2 separate regions of the Homo sapiens genome follow, and region 2 is linked to region 1. A link is a contact called in ENCODE Hi-C or POLR2A ChIA-PET data. All regions are on one chromosome and are shown on one strand. The core of a region is the stretch at or near the end of the contact, and the rest is flanking DNA. Distances in the headings are between cores, read along the strand shown.

What was found. A loop is a pair of places that touch in the nucleus more often than their neighbours do. ChIA-PET counts read pairs that join two places held with the same protein, here RNA polymerase II (POLR2A). Pooled maps may share reads with other maps.
Region 2: a loop to region 1 is called in a map of chondrocyte, with 2.9 times the contacts of the local background. The contact joins the enhancer-like site here to the promoter of NPR3 in region 1. A Hi-C loop is called at or near these places in 3 of 168 maps with a recorded cell type or tissue (PC-9, chondrocyte and sigmoid colon) and 3 of 50 pooled maps. POLR2A ChIA-PET finds 5 or more read pairs at or near these places in 2 of 52 experiments (AG04449 and activated CD4-positive, alpha-beta T cell).

What each region holds. Positions count from the first base shown.
Region 1 is chr5:32,709,625-32,713,709 of GRCh38, reverse strand. NPR3 (natriuretic peptide receptor 3) reads right to left here and starts at 2,389. Exons shown (of 8, transcript NM_001204375.2): 1 at 1,165-2,389. The coding sequence starts at 1,933. RefSeq lists a silencer at 1,133-1,427 and an enhancer at 1,303-2,028.
Region 2 is chr5:33,029,924-33,034,008 of GRCh38, reverse strand. All of the region lies in intron 1 of LOC105374715 (a long non-coding RNA gene), which reads left to right. Among named protein-coding and RNA genes, the nearest start is that of LINC02120, 85 kb to the right of the region's middle. Within about 2 kb of position 1,653, at least 2 of the 41 ENCODE cell types and tissues checked have a DNase peak (open chromatin) inside an H3K27ac peak, as active enhancers do.

The sequences.
Region 1 (4,085 bases), core at 1,140-3,639:
CCCCTACGACCAGCGCCCAGGTGCTCGGCCATGCCAAGTTGTGGACTAGCCCGGCGCCTGGCTCAACTCCGCTCCCCTTCGGTCTCATCCGCGTGGCACTGGGGTCTCGGGGAGCTTTGCCGGGATTGCACCACTCACATTCCAGGCGCGTGAGCGCCAAGGGGGAGCAGAGACGGGATTCCCTCATCGCAGTGCTCCTAATCCCTGACTAGAGGGAGGAGGGATCGGCGCTATACCGGCATCTCAGTCCGCCTTCCCTCAGATTCTACCCTACCGTAAAATGGGCCACACTGGCGATTACACGTCCGCGTCCCCCCGCTCCCCGAAGCCATAGCCACCATCCTCAGCCTCGAGCTCTTTGTCCAGTTTGGGTTTTATTCCAACACCCAAAGACCCATGGAGAAAACTTGGGGGACAGGTGGAAAGAAGGTTCAGCGCTCGTTTCTTCAAAAGGCACTCCCGCAAAGCTTAGCTCTGGGCGCATTAGAAACTGCGTTGCAGAACACTCTGGGAGAAGTGAGTGTCGCCAGAATTCAGACACACAGGGGCATTTTTGGTGGAAACCACAGAAGCTCGTTTATAAGGGGCTGGAAGGGAAATGAAAGGAATGAGAAGAGTGAGTCAACAAGCCTTTAAAAGAAACCTGGGGTCTGTGGAAACAACAGTCAGAGAAACCCCAAGAGCGGGCGAGCTAAGTGGCGACGCCTCGCTGCGAGGCGTCCGCGGACGCTTCCGCACTAAGTGGGGGCGCACGCTGGCAAAGGACTGGGGAACAAGTTCTTTCCGCCTCGGATGCTTCAGACCCTGGATGGAGCCAGGCACTGGGAGTGCGCCCCCTAATCACCAGCCCGGCGCTGGCAAAGTGGAAACTGGGAAGAAAAAACATCGAAGTGTTTGACAGCACCTGTTGGACCTGGGCACGCAGGAGCTACAGACGCCCTCTCCTCCAACCCCTTCACCTCCCTGGGACCCTCTACGTACACCGCGATGGGCGGTCGTCAAAGGTTGTCGCAGCCACACGGCGCATACCTGAACGAGTGCCCGCGCGCACCCGACCTCAGCGCCGCAGTGGGGAGTGGGGTCTGCAGAGTGGACGAGTGTGCAGGGAGAGCCGCGGAGAGCGGTTGGGTTAGGGCCCGGGGCCCGGGACGCGCCCCTGCTCACCTCTCTCACTGGCCTGGATATTGCGCACGATGTCTTCCAGATCCAAGTCTTTGGTCTCGTCGAAACTGTAGATGGACGTGTGCAAACCCTCCTCCTGGAAGACCTCGTGGACCCCCTCGAGGGTGAAGTAGCAGTTCCGCTCCAGCTTGTCGTCGCTGTAGACCAGTGCAGCGCGGCTCCAGTGGTGGTGGCGGAACAGGGCGAGCATCATCTCGCCCATCTTGGCGTAGGCGGGCGCCACGCGCGTGAGGTGCGAGTACTCAGAGTCCTTGTGCTGGAAGCCAGCGGCCAGCGCCCCAGCCGACAGCATGGGCAGGTCCCAGTGCGATGCAAGCCGGGCCACTGGCGCTGCTGCATACTCGCACACTGGCCCCAGGATAAGGTCTGGCTTGGCGCCCCGCGCCGCCGCCACGCGGTCCACCAAGCTGAAGAGCGCACGGTTCCCACAGTCTGAATCCTCGTAAGCCACCTGGAAGCGAGTGCCCGGCGGCAGAAGCCGCCTCCCAGTCCCGTTGCCCTCCACGCTGCGCAGAGCATACTCGATGGCCGGCCGCACCCGGGTGAGTGAAAACAAGTACGAGTCATCCTGGGGCAGTAACACCAGCACCTCGATCTTCTGTGGCGGCAGCGCCTCTCTCTCCTGGCGTCCGCCGCCTATGCCCGCGCCACCGCCGCCGCCGCCAACGCCACCGCCACCGGTGCCGCCGGCCAGCAACGCCCAGCCGAGTAGTACGCACGGGGAGAAAGTGAGCACCAGCAGAGACGGCATCGTGCCGCAAGAAAGAGCTTGCCCTCGCCGCCGCCGACTCGCCCTCTGCCCCCCACCCACCCTTCCTCTTTCCTCCCCACTCTTCTCTCCAAGGTCCCTGCGCCCCCTTGGGCGCTTTAACAAAATAGAATACCCCCTTCACTAATGCGCCAAAAGATAGAGAGGAAGCGTCCTTCTCTGCAATGTCACTAGTTTTTCTTAAAAAAAAAAGAAAAAGAAAAAGAAAAAGTTCACCGGGTGTAAACCTGTGCGTCTGTAATATACATATATATATACTTGTATATATTCGCCCTCCGTTTATACATATACTATTTTGCTTAGAGGTGGCTTCTTATTTGGGCGTTGCTAAGGTTGCTTTTGAAAGCGTTTTTGTAGAAGAAAAAAAAAGTTAGACTTGTCCAAGTGTTTGTAATTGACGGTGCATCTCCCTCGCATTTGATCTCATTGATTCGCGCCGGTTCCTGGATCCATAGCCCGCGTTTAAATAGCGTGGCAGCGGCTGAGCGTGTTACCACACATGGCGCGCCGAGGCCGGGCTTGTGTTTCCAGCGGGTGGGGTGGGTGGGGGTGGGGAGATGTGGGGGCTGGGCTGGGGGAGTCTCTCATTAACATTCTTACATCAGGGCTCCTCCCTGCACCCCTTCACTACCCATCGCGCCCCTGTCCCTAACCACCACTCCCCGCAGGCCCTCTGCCTTTTCCTTAAAGCTGAAATCGCCCACGTCTGCACCGGCAAGAGCCCCCACCACGCCGCGTGCCTGTGCGATCACCGCCTCTCCCTTTCCACGCTCTCCAGCTCCTGGCTTCAAAAAAGGAAACGTGCTTTAAAGTAGAGAAATGCGCGCGCGCACGCACACATACACACACACACACACACACACATATACACACACACACCGTGCAAAAAAAAAAAAAAACCAGGACTGGGGGAAAGGGATGGTTCTAGAAATTGTGGTTTCGGTGCAAAAATCCTTAGGTGCCGCTTGCTCTCACCTTTCTCGTTCTGGCCACATTCCCTCCTGAAGCACCGACGCGGGGCGAGCACCTGACCTTCCTGGTCCCTCGGCGCAAGGTCAGGGAACAAGGACCAAGGTCCCAGTGCAGATGGCTCCATCGCGGACCTGGTGTGCCCGGCTGGCCCGGGCGTCACCTACACCCCGCCTTCCTCAGCCCCGCGCCAGCCCCCTCCCCCTGGGCCACGCAGGTTTGCGCTGGAATCGCAGCGGTGCCGAGGTCACAGTGTCCCAGCTCACGGACCCTCTGTCAGCGCACTGAGAGCAGGAAAGTGAAACTTGTTGCTCCCAAAGGCGAGGGAATGGTTCAACTTCTGGAGGTGTCACAAAGCTTGGAAAGCATCCCCAAAGCGTCCTCGGGGCTTTGTTTGCTAAACCAGGTACCTAAATAAAGGGACTGTCTTTCCCAAAACGTTCCCGGTAGGTCCCCCGGGTACGACACACGCTCCCCTCCAACCTGAGTGCTCAAAGATCCAACCGCTCCTTCTCTGGAGCGCTCGAGGCACTGTGCTGGGGTTCCGCGACTCCAAGAAAGGTCCTGCCTCGGAGACCCAGTCCTCCCACTGGCCATAGCCACAGCAGCGGTGGAGACCGGAGGGAAGCGGCTCTGGAGAAGTCCGTGACCAGAGGAGCATCGCGGGAGTCCGCCGCGCGGCGGGGCGGGTCAAAATGGAACTGGACCTTCTGTGCCTACTGCAGCCAAGTCATTTGCAATGTGAACGGGCTACACTGGGCGGGAGAATTCTGACAATTAAGTCCCGCACATTTAAATACATTGAAAATGTGTTAAAATGGTCTTTCATTTGACTAGGCGTCCGTGTCCACAAATTTCTTTTAGTCTCAGACCGACGCCCTCTTTCGGCAGAAACTTGCACCCGACTCAACCCGGGTGCCGCAGTCCCAGACGCTGCGTTTTTTACTCCGAGGCCTTTAACGCGCTCTGGTTCTCACTTGCGACGGTGAAAAGGCAAACTGGGGTTTCTGGGGATATGGCAACTTCTGGCGTCAGCGCTCGCCTCCCTTAACAGCACTCTCCTTATCGCTCTTTCTGGAACCGTCAATGTGATTATGGGTAATGTTTCAGCTTCTGGGTCATTTATATTCAGATTATGCACTGTGATCCCGAAATCTTCACTGTT
Region 2 (4,085 bases), core at 404-2,903, 320 kb before region 1:
CCTCCAGACATCGTCACTCAGTCTTCTTTGTCCTCTGGCTTGTTGTTGGATTTCGTCAATGGGTGGCCCTTTCAGGAGAGAAGAAAGAAGAGAAAAGCAAGGTCTGGGTTTTTTCCCCATCAGCTCATGTTAGGCAGCCCCTCTGCTGTAGTGAGAGGTTTCACTGGGTTCTCGTCACTGCTCCTTCCCAGCCCCTCCAGGCCTGGGGCTGATGGAGTGTCAGTTGCTTCTCACTGTTACCAGCCCTGGCTGCTGTATCCTCTCATTGGCTCCCTTGACCCTGTCCACTCCGTTTAACTCTCTTCAGTTACTGCTTCAGAGTATAACATCTGTTTCCTACCAGGACCCTAATGACATAGCAGATCTGGTAAAAATATTTGGAAAGCAGTGGCACTTGAGTCCTGATGCCACATCTATTGTCGATTTGTGATAACCATTTTGATAATTGATAATTATCATGATTCCTATATGGTTATTGAAATTATTATTTTTATTATAATTTAATTTAATTAATTTTGTTCTATCTTACAACAACATGTATTAGAAGCATGATGTAAGGAAGAAGCAGTTTAGGATTGTTGTATGATCTTGGGAAAGTCATATCACTTCCTGAACTTAAGTTTCTGGATGAGTTAAGTGAGCATGGTAACTACTGCCTCTTAATAAATAATAAGTTCTTAAATATTAAGCTGGTACCTCCTCTAAGGTCCTTGAAGAAAGTTGTTAGAGGAGCATAAAAGTTAACTGCCTACTTTTAAATTTGTCTAAAGATATAATCCTGGTGCCTAAAACCCACTAATGCTAGCCAGGGTTAGAAGAGATGGTTAGGAGAAGGGGAAGGCTGTCAGTACCTGCAATGTCAAAAAGCATGTCATTTTAAACAGTTTTCAGTACTTTTTTTTCTCAGAATAAATTCTTTTGGTCAAAGCCACATGAGGAAGGGCAGAAAACAATCTAAAGACTTTGGAATGGCAATCCAAATATTGACAGTTACCAGCATGTTTCCTCCGGGTCTCCCCGCTGAAAGCTACATCTAGGAATGATACACAGTCACGCAGCCCTGGAGTTTGGCAGCTGAGCACCTCTGGATCTCTGGCCTTCAGCACCCGGAGAATAATTCTTAAATCTACAAACTCTCTCGTGCAGCATTTTTTTCCCTTCTCCTCAAATAATATCCAATTACTGAGTGCTGTGCTGGGAGAACCTGGGGAAATGCTAGAAGGAAACGCAGCTGAGAGCCACTGTGGTTTGACAGCTCTCCAGCTACTTTGAAAATATTTTGGCAAAAACAAGATTTTAAGTAAAACTGTTTCCTTTGGTAACATACCCAAAACTGCAGGTTTTACATTTTCAGTACTATGATTTGGGCCAAAAGTAGAAAAAGAAAAAAAAAAACGGGGAGGTAAAAGCTGTTCTTGAGGGAGGAAGATAGAATCTAAGAAAAAGGGGAATGCTTTGCATGGGATGCAGATATGAGAGTAGGAGGGAAACAGAGGGAAGCATATTGAACTTTCTCTCCTCACTTTTTTTCTGTACTAAAGAATTTCCCCGTCAAAACACAAGGCTCTTTTTTTGCCTTAAGATGGCCAGGAAAGGATTCACTGGGGAATCACTAGGCTAGGATTTGTGTTACTGCTTATTATAGGATGAGCAATAGCAACTGGGGAGGGTCAAACCACATGGGTGTTTCATTTCAGGCCATCCTACATTACAGCAGATGCAGGAGGGGATAAAATGGATAATATTTATCTCAACCCTGTTAGTTGGTCCTTGGAGAATATGCTCATTTATTCTTGCTTCATTTTTTTTTCCTGATCGCCTCCATGCATAAAATCCCTGTGTTTTTGAAAATACCAGCTCTCTCCTATCCCAGGACCTTCGTAGATACCTTCTGTACCTAGAATGTTTTGCCCTCAGACTCCACCATTCTTTTCAGGGAAGCCTCACTCTATCCTACAAGTGACGTTAGCATTTTATGTTGTCTTTATAGCCACCTGTTTACATATTCCCCAACACTCTGTAAATTCTACAAAGGCCTGTTCACTGTCACATCCCCAGGGCATGGCATAAGGTGAGTGTTCAATTTAAAAGGTTAGCAAGTTATCTGACTAAACCTGCTTTTCTTTAGTTTCCTTTTCTTATTATACTTCTTTCCTAATAATCTAGTTCTCCTTTGTTTTTGTTTTCCCTTATATTGCTCTTTTTTTCTATTACCCTTTCTCCGAGACTTCTCCTTATGTAGAGACTTTGCCTAAAGCAAGGGTTTGTAGGAAATATACTCTGAACTGTATAATGTTAATACCAGAAAGTGCTTCAGAGATTATGTAATTAAACCCTCCTCCAATTTTATAATGGTGCTCCATTGTCCAAGGTCACACAGCTAGTTGGGAACAGAATTTAGATTTGAACCCTGTAATCCTGACTCTATGTTTAGTCTTCCTTTCATTATTGTCACTCTATACAAAGTGTTAGACAAAAGGGTGAGGTTCCAAAAATACTAATCATCTCTCTACAACACAAGCTCCATATCATCCGAGAGTTTGACATCTCATTGGAAAGAAAACACTGCTCCCTGGGTCCTTCCCAAAAAATTGCTATTATAAGAATAAAACTTAGGTTCAAACTCTGTCCTTAACTTCCCTCAGACTCAGGAATATCCATTTATCTTAGCATGCTAAGGGAAAGAGGCAAGTTTGATATTTAGTTCCTAAATAAATGTTTATGTGAAAAACAGTGAACCCAAAAGTTCAAAACCCTATTAAAAAGAGAGAATAGGAGAGATAAATATTAATAATGATAATAATAACCAAAGCTGACATTACTAGCACTGCTCTAGCAACCTGTCATAAATGACATATATGTACTGTTAATCCCCCATCAACCTGTAAGTTAAATACTATTATCCCTACTTTACCAATGAGGAAACTGAAGCATAAAACAACTGTTCAGTATATTTAGCTAGTAAATGAAAAGCTGAGATTTGAACCTGAGCAGCTTGCTCCAGCGTCAACACTCTGTGCAACACCTAGATAAAGATTCTAGCCCCAAAACAGAGATAAGTTTTTACAACCTCTATAAAAGATCCCACTGGTATAACCAAGTTCTACCAGGCCTGAAATAATCTGAAGTCAAAACCTTGGGAATGGACAGTCTTTCACAGTTGAATACGTAACTGGCTGCCCTGTTCATGAAGTACTGAACTGATTCTGAGAATTTTGTTTTATCTGTCTGTTCTCTAAATAATTTTCACTTATTGCCAGTTCTTTTAATTCAGGCAATATCCTTTCTCACAAGCTGAAGAACCTATAAAGGGCATGATGGTTTCAATAGGAGTGAAAGTCAAGAGGCTCCTCAGGAAAGGGTTTTGTTACTGCTTCACTGTGGCACTCAGAATGAAATCCAAATTTCACCCACACAGCCTTACAATGAGGGCCTTGCTCATCATTTGATGTGATCTCCCACCACTCTCTGTGCTGTAGCCATTGCAGTATTCCTCCAGCCTCTTGAACTCACAACTGTGCCCTGCCCCCAGGACCTGTGCTCTTGCTCTTATACGGCAAATGGCTTCCAGAAAAAAAATAGTGCAGTTATAGAACAAATTTTTCATGCCAGAAAGTTCTTTCAGGCAGTGTTGGATTGAGGAATATAAGGGCTAGAAGAAAAGTCAGCATGAAGGAAGTCTTTCAAGGCAGTAAAGGGGCTTTAAGATTAGATCAGGACTGATTCTTTGCTCTTCCACTTATTATCTCTGTGTTCTTCTATAAATTAGTTAATCTCTTTATCCGTAGTTTCTGGCAGAGAAATTGGATGAATATATGTATCCATTTAATCACCTAAAGAGGTATGTGTACATGTGTATTATGTATTTTGCCACAAATTCTGTACAACTGCTAGTCCTCGATTAAGGGAAAATAGCAGCAATATCAATAGAATGTAAATGGGATGAAAGCCACTCTGCTAAGGATTAAGATTCAAATAGGTGGTCAGTATGTGCATGCGTAATATGTGTATGCAGAAGGCCTAGACCGCACCTTAAAAGGTCGGGAAGATAAAAGGGCAGATTTTACAAGTAACAGTTTTAGGAG